Linked DNA regions of Homo sapiens: region 1 is linked to region 2. The links are chromatin loops, found by intact Hi-C in ENCODE. Cell type or tissue: transverse colon. All regions are shown on one strand. Region 1 overlaps LOC105370631 (a long non-coding RNA gene). Region 2 has its middle 14 kb from the start of PRIMA1.

The links. A loop is a pair of places that touch in the nucleus more often than their neighbours do. Peaks named below come from ENCODE experiments on the same cell type or tissue, not always from the same donor. Only the 100,000 strongest peaks of a DNase experiment are listed, where the experiment ranks them.
Region 1: it touches region 2 in a loop (5-fold over the local background); 9 of 110 quality-filtered maps call a loop at or near these places.

The regions. Positions count from the first base shown.
Region 1 is chr14:93,880,853-93,884,852 of GRCh38, forward strand. LOC105370631 (a long non-coding RNA gene) reads left to right here. Exons shown (of 3, transcript XR_944162.3): 2 at 3,504-3,668; 3 at 3,943-4,000. Among named protein-coding and RNA genes, the nearest start is that of FAM181A-AS1, 44 kb to the right of the region's middle. In transverse colon, no CTCF peak of the experiment used is centred here; no DNase peak of the experiment used is centred here.
Region 2 is chr14:93,800,966-93,804,965 of GRCh38, forward strand. No RefSeq gene overlaps it. Among named protein-coding and RNA genes, the nearest start is that of PRIMA1, 14 kb to the left of the region's middle. In transverse colon, no CTCF peak of the experiment used is centred here; no DNase peak of the experiment used is centred here; H3K27ac peaks cover 1,252 bases.

The DNA of each region.
Region 1 (4,000 bases), 80 kb after region 2:
CTGGGGCCTCTGGCAGGATGCTCCTTCTCCAGGTTTCCTTCTCGAGGATCCCAGCTCAAATGTCGCTTCCTTAGAGAGGCCCTCCCTGGGATCCTAGGTAAAGGGCCCCCCAACCTCATCCCTCTTGATCATGGTGTCTTATGTTCCTTCAGAGCCTGTGACACTACTTGCTTCTAATACAGCACAATATAATATTTACTGACTTACATGTTGCTGCCTGGATAATTAGAATGTAAGTGCCTTGAAGATGGGTCTTTTTCTTTGGATTAGTCCGTTCTCTCATTGCTGTGAAGAAATACCTGAGACTGCATAATTTATAAAGAAAAGAGGTTTAATTGACTCATGGTTCTGCAGGCTGTACAGGAAGCATGACGTTGGCATCTGCTTGGCTTCTGAGGAGGCCTCAGGAAACATGGCTGGGAGCTAGAGGAAGAGAGAGGGGAGGTGCCACACACTTTAAAACAACCAGATCTCTCGAGAACTCTATCATGAAAACAGAACCAAAGGGGGAAATCCACCTCCGTGATCCAGTCACCTCCCACCAGGCCCCCCCTCCAACATTAGGAATTACAATTTGACATGAGATTTGGGTGGGGACACAGACCCAAACGGTGTCAGCCTTGCTTCCTGCTGTAATCCCAGGACCAATAAATTCACATTCTAGGAATGTGGTGCCTACCTTCTCAGAGCCTCCTTGCCATGATTCTCTGCAAAATACAGGTTCTTGTCCCTCATTCATGGCTTTCTCTCTGGACACTTCCCCTTAGTCCACATCAGGCATGTGCAGACTCACTTAGCAGCAGAAGCTGTTTCTTAAAAAAATTCTTACCCAGAGGACCAATATATAAAATAGCTGAAGGTGATGTGGCTGAATGGGGGGAAGGAAAGAAAGGTCTCCTGAGCCCTCAGCCCCCTGGCTCTCAGTGTAGTCCCTGAGGCACCTGCAGAGATGTCTGTTTCCTGTCTGCCTGTGCTCATGGCCCCTTTGTCTAGTGACAGTGCCTGATTTTCCTCTGGGGACTCCCCCTCACCCATTTGTAGATAGGGACTTCATCCACCAGGCCCAACCAGTCTGCCAGTGCCACATCCTGGCCATAATGATTGATTCAGGAAGGGCCTGGGACCCAGGATGGTCCAAAGAGTCTGGCCTTGGAAACTGTCCTGGATGCGCTGAAGCAGAAGTTTGCTGGACTGATTGGGCTTAAACCAGTGTCTTTGTTTTTTGTACCTTATAACAGAATACTTGAAACTGGGTAATTTATTTTTAAAAAGGAATGTATTAGTCCATTTTCATACTGCTGATAAAGACATACCTGAGAGTGGGTAATTTATAAAGGAAAGAGGTTTAATGGACTCATAGTTCTGCATGGCTGGGGAGGCCTCATAACCATGGCGGAAGATGAAGAAGAGCAAACATGGCAGCCGGCAAAGAGAGAGTTTGTGCAGGGAAACTCCCATTTATAAAACCATCAGATCTTGTGAGACTTATTCACTATCCTGACAATAACATGGGAAAGGCCCACCCCATGATTCAATTACCTTCCGCCAGGTCCCTCCTACGACACACGGGAATTGTGGGAGCTACAATTCAAGATGAGATTTGGGTGGGGACACAGCCAAACCATATCAAGGAATTTATTTCTAACAATTATGGAAGCTGAGAAGTCCCAGGTGGAGGGGCCACATCTGGTGAGGGCTTTCTTGCTGGTGGGGGCATCTTTGCAGAGTCCCAAGATGGTGCAGGGCATCACATGACGAGGGGGCTGTGCATGCTAGCTCAGGCCTCTCCTCATTTCTTTACAGAGCCGCCAGTTCCACTCCCTCAATAATCCAATAATCCATTAATTCATCAATAGGTTAATCCATTCATCAGGGCAGAGACCTCAGGGCCCAATCACCTCTGAAAGGTCCCAGTTCTCAGTATTGTCACATTGGAGATCAAACTTCAACGTGAGTTTTGGAGGGGACAAACTTCCAAGCCATCGCAGCCAGGATCTGCACCCTCCTGAGAGCAAAACCCAAACCAAGCACGGCAGACTCAAGAGATGGAGAGAAGGCAGGCAGTCCTGGTAACATCGTCAGGACCCCTGGATCTGGCCATATCCCAAATCCTGAACTTTACAATGACCTGAGACAAGAGTTGTGCCTACTTTGCTTAAGCCTGTTTGAGCTGGGCTTTCTCTCACTTCTAACTGAAAGAATCCTTACTGTGACACTAAGGTACATAGAACATGGTTTGAAAGCCACTGCCGTATATCCTCCAAAAGTTGGGCAGAATGCATTTGATGTTTTTGTTTCTGCTAGTTTGTTTTCATAGGTAATAATAATGATAATAGTAATTAAAACTTTCATTTCTTTAGTAAAAGATTTGATGAAAAGCTTTCATCAAATTTTCAACATAATACCATGAAAAATAACTCTACTTCTGTCCTGTAGTTGACTATACTGAAGGAAAGTGGGGTTGAGGGATTTGCCCAAAGTCACCGTATTAATAAATATGGCAAGACTTTTCTGGAATTTATGGCAAATATGATAGAAACAGATGAATATCTTAATTGCACAAAGAACTTACATAAATTGCTAGACAAAACAAAATTTAAAAAACAAATACAGAGCAATGTCTCTGTAGATTAATGAGTAAGGAATATGAACAGAAAATTCAGAAAAGAAGTCATTCAAAAAGTAAATAATAAATGGAAAAAATTACTCACCAATAATTTGAGAAATTCAAATTGAAAAAAAGATACTATTTGTCTCATTTTAAAAATGTGCAAAGATTAAAACAAACACCAAATGCTGGCCTGGATGCAGAACAATTGATACCCTTTCACAATATTGATAGTAATGTAAATTAATGCAATTCTTTTTTTTTTTTTTTTTTTTTTTTTTTTTTTTTTTTGTAGAGACGTGGCCTTGCTATGTTGCCCAGGCTGGTCTTGAACTCCTGGTTTCAAGTGATCCTTTTGCCTTGGCCTCCCAAAGTGCTGGGTTTACAGGCATCAGCCATCACACCCTGATGCTCAAAAACATCATACGAAGCTTTTGAAAAGCTATTTGGCAAAAACATATTTAAAACAGGGGTTGGCAAATGTTTTCTGAAAAGGGCCAGATAAGTAAATATGTTCAGCTTATTGAACCATATTGCCTGTGTGCAATATGTACTCAACCTGCTATTGTGGCAAGAAACAGCCATAGGCAATGTGTAAGTGAATGAGTGTAGCTATGTTCCAAGAAAGCTTTACTTATAAAGATTTATTTATTGCCCCAAAAGCCATGATTTGCCAACTCCTGGTTTTAACCATTAAATTATTATGAAAATGATGATTATATATAAAAAAAGTACCTACATGAAAGCACACTTAGAATATAAAGTTAAGTGAATAGTAGGTACCCAATTGTATAAAATCACAACCATGAAAATCCCTAGGCACAGACACATATGAAAGAAAGAAAACATGTCTCTCTCTCTCTTTTTTTTTTTTTTTTTTTTTTTTTTGAGACAGAGTTTTGCTCCTGTTGCCCAGGCTGGAGTACAATGGTGCGATCTTGGCTCACCACAACTTCCGCCTCCTGGGTTCAAGTGATTCTCCTACAAATGTATCGCAAAGAACTCCCGCACCGTTCCCTGAAGGAGACAAAGTTTCTCCAGAGGCCAGCTCATTCCAGAGGTACGGATGGCTGGTTCTTCTCTCCACTTAATTTTAAAAAATATATGTTCTTTCTTATGAAAAAAAGAATCCGTTTCTAGAGAATTCTACGAATGGTGAGTCACACTCTGGAGTGCCACTTCCATGAATGCCGAGTGATCAGTGGAGGTGGCTCACACGCCAGGGCTCACTGGAGCCACCCTCACTCCTGACACATTCCCTCATTTCCTGCTTCTTCCATTCATGTCTGTCTTTGTCTCACTTAATTTTTGCCCCAAATCTTATCATCTTACAGAACTGAAGCTCTTTGAAATTCAGCTTCTATGAAGACTCTGCAAGCCCCAAAGTGTTTA
Region 2 (4,000 bases):
GGGGGCAGAGGAGAGGCACCGAGCAGGTTGAAGCAAGAGAGTGGCATTGAGTATTTGTGTAAAGACCATGCTCGCAGTGTTGGGGAGGAGGGGTAGGGTGAAGCGGGTGTGATAGATAGAAGGCAGATGCGCTGAGTGCTGGCTGAGAGACTGGACTTGGAGTCACATGGTCTAGGTTTGAATGACAGCTTCTGTCTAGGCATATGATCTTGGGCAATCCACTTAAATCCCCTGGACCTCAGTTTCTCCATTTGTAAGATGGGAATAATAATGTTACTTGCTTTGCCTAGGAAGATCACAAGAGAACATAAATAGGAATGGGTTTTGTAAACTTTAAAATACCATGTAAATACCAGACATGATCCATAATGCCTAGAGGCTTAAACATGGTAGAAGTTTATTTCTCTCTCCGGTAAAAGGAAGTCTGGGGCTGGTGGGGTGCTTCATAGAACAGGGGTCAGGCTTTTTCTAGCTTGTCGATCTGCCATCCTCACCACATAGGGGTCTTTATACCTCATGGTCCAACATAGCTGCTCAAACTCCAGCCATCATATCCTCATGCCAGCTGGCAGAAAAAAGGAACAGAGAAAGGAAGGTCGATTCCTTCCTTTAAGAGCACTTTCTGCAAGTCTGAAATGACACTTTTGCTCACATCCTATTGGCCTGTGCACAGTTACACGACGACACCAAGCTACAAGGGAGGCTGTGAAACACATTTCCTATTCAGGGCAACCATGTGTCCAGCTTAAAATCAGAGGTCCCATTCCTAATGAATTACAGAGATGGATGCTGGGGACAACCAGACACCTAGCAATTTCTGTTGCATCTTTTAATGATTTGCACTGTGGAGCTTCAGTCATACTCCAAACAGAGACACTTGCCTCCTTACGGGGAGTTTTAAAAGGCCCATCCTGTTGACAAAATCATGATGAGCAAAGACAGAGAGCAGCCTAGTGGAGCTTAGGTCAAAGAGGCAGGGGGCTGAGGGCCCCACAGCAGCAGCTGGCCATGGTGGATCACTGGGAGAGAAGCAAAGGCTTTATACCAGCCTTCTGATGAGGACACTGAGCTCTGAGAGACAGGGGAAGAAACCCCTAATCAAGAAGCAGCCATCCCATGCAGACGGTGTGGGACCAGAAGACTCAGGACACACAAGGATGTCTCCCTGGAAGACCAGAGCCTTTCTCTCAGCCTCTCTGCAGATCCTTTGTGGATGGAACAGAAGGCTGGGACCAGACACCCCTAGACCTCCCCTGAACCCATGGTCCGTACCTGAGCATAGAGAATGTTTTTAAAGAGCCCCAGAGTAAATAATTCCATCTATGTATGTTTATTTCCAGGTTCTTAGAATGCATAGGTCCTACCAGGAGATAGAATTAAGATGCTGATACCTAGAGTAAGTAAATCAGCTGATCATAATGACTAATATTTATTGGCTGTTTACTAAGCGCCACGCTCTGTTCTAAAGATATAACACTATTAACTCCTTAAATCTTCATGGCAACCTTAGAAGGAAACTGTGATGATTGCCACCATTTTATAGATGAGGAAACAGGCCAAGGGAGGTGAGGCGGCGTGGCAGGCCCCGTGTTTGCCCCCTTGCTGCATCCACCCTTTGCCATGTGACTTGGCACTGCCCCTTCCTGTGCCTCGATTCTGGGCCCCTGGGCCCTGTGTTGGACCAATGGCATGTTGGTAGGTGTGATGCACACAGAGCTGGAGAGTGCTTGGGAGCTGGGTTTGCTTGTTTTTGCTTCTCTGTTCACGGCCATGTGAAGAATGTGCCCCAGCCAGCCTGCCAGAGGTGAAAGACACATAGAACGGGGTCGAGTTGCTCAGGTCATCCCAGCTGAGGCCACCCTAGCTCGGCCATGCACCAGCAGAACCTCAGACCTGTGGGCGAACCCAGCCAAGATCAGCAAAGCTGCTGAACCCACCCGCAACACCCTGCAGGTGCATGAGCAAGCACACCTGGACCAACAGAGCCTGCCTAGACCAAAGGGATCCCACCGACTTGTGAGCTAAGTAAATACGTCTCTTCATACACCACTGCAGTTTTGCAGCATGGTTGAAGCAGTAGATCACAGATGCAAGAGATGACATAACCTTCCAGCTAATCGTTGGTGTTCCATGATCTCAACCCAGGCAGTCTGACTGCAGAACCCACACTGTTAGACACTATTCTATGTTAGGAGTTGGCGACCTATGACCTGCAGGCCAAATCTAGCTTACCACCAGTTTTTATAGCCCATATCTAAGAAGGGTTATGACAGATGAATATTCTTTTGTTTGATGATGGAGAACATTATCTTTAAACCACAATTAGGCAAAATGCTATCCCATAAAAAAGAATTCCATTTTTCTCATTAGTAGACCTATATAATAAAATATTGTACTTAGTTATTATGTTTTAAATTTCATCAATAATAATTTATGGAAATTTGTTCTGTCTTGTTATGTAAGTGTCTGCATAATATCCTTGATTCTGCCTCTTGGCCTGCACAGCCTAAAATACTTACTATCTGGTCCTCTGCAGAACAAGTATGCTGACTCCTGCTCTTTTTGATGGGATATTTCATCTTTGAATTTTGTTCTCAAGCCAAGAAATGGAAGGAATCAGACTGTTAAGAGCTGGAAAGGCCCTCGGAGGTCTTCTAAACCAAACTCAGAAGCAGAATTTGACCCCAGACCATTGGTCCCTTGGCCTCCAGCTCTTCTGTTGCTCTCTAGAGAGTCTGATAACAGCTGGATCTGTCTAAAGGCCTCCACATCTTCAACTGGAGGGTTCTTGGATCCAAAGGTCTCCTCCCCTAGTCTCCCTTCCAAGAGCTCTCACTCATGTGAGCGTGGATGATTCACCATGTCTTACTCCAGCTCTGCCCCAAGCCATCTCACATGAATCTGTGCCGTGTGCCTCTGTGATAATTAAAAAATCTGAGCGTTTAAGACGATTTGTATTGGAGACGATGGAGAAATTCTCTCCTGAAGAGTTTCACAATCTGGCCTCATTAGAAAGGAGAAATGGAATGGGAGAATTAAAGAGAAAACTCATCTCTTCCCTGAGTGTGTTAATGAGCTGAGCCACAGGAGGCCATGTGTAAGTCGGGCTGCAGGCCGCTGTAAATTAAATTTATTACGTGCCAAGGGATTCTAATAAACATTACTTAAAAATAGCAATAGACAGTCATTTGTATTATGTCATGTGACCTGGTTATGGCGACACTTTTGTGCCTCTGCTATTAATCAGAGTTAGTTTGAGAGGCCGTCGGTAAATTCTTCTAGAGCTACTGGCACCTTCCACTTAATTAAGATTGCTCTGGGCCGGGCGCGGTGGCTCATGCCTGTAATCCCAGCACTTTGGGAGGCCGAGGCGGGCGGATCACGAGGTCAGGAGATCGAGACCATCCCGGCTAAAACGGTGAAACCCCGTCTCTACTAAAAATACAAAAAAAATTAGCCGGGCGTAGTGGCGGGCGCCTGTAGTCCCAGCTACTTGGGAGGCTGAGGCAGGAGAATGGCGTGAACCCGGGAGGCGGAGCTTGCAGTGAGCCGAGATCCCGCCACTGCACTCCAGCCTGGGCGACAGAGCGAGACTCCGTCTCAAAAAAAAAAAAAAAGATTGCTCTGGAAAAAAGCAGGGTGAGTCAAAAATAGTCATAGTGTATATCATTGCACCCTAGAGCCCCTCCTTGCTCATTAAGTGATGTTTATTAGACTTTCCAAGGGGGAAAAACCTAAAAGAAAAGTGTCACTTTGTTTAATAAAATCTCAGACCCTGGAAGGTGAGCATTGGAGGGCAATTTCTTAACGGGGAAGTTATCTCTGAGCGCCTTCTGGGAGAAAGTGGCGTTAATCACTGCTGGCCCCACTCCAGCCTCACGGGGGCGCTGCTTGCTCCATACGCCTGTGGCCCCAGGATGGACTAAGGTGCTTTCTCTTAGACCCTGTTAACATAGAATGGAATCTCGTTTACAGTGCTCAGAATTAGCTTTGGCAACTA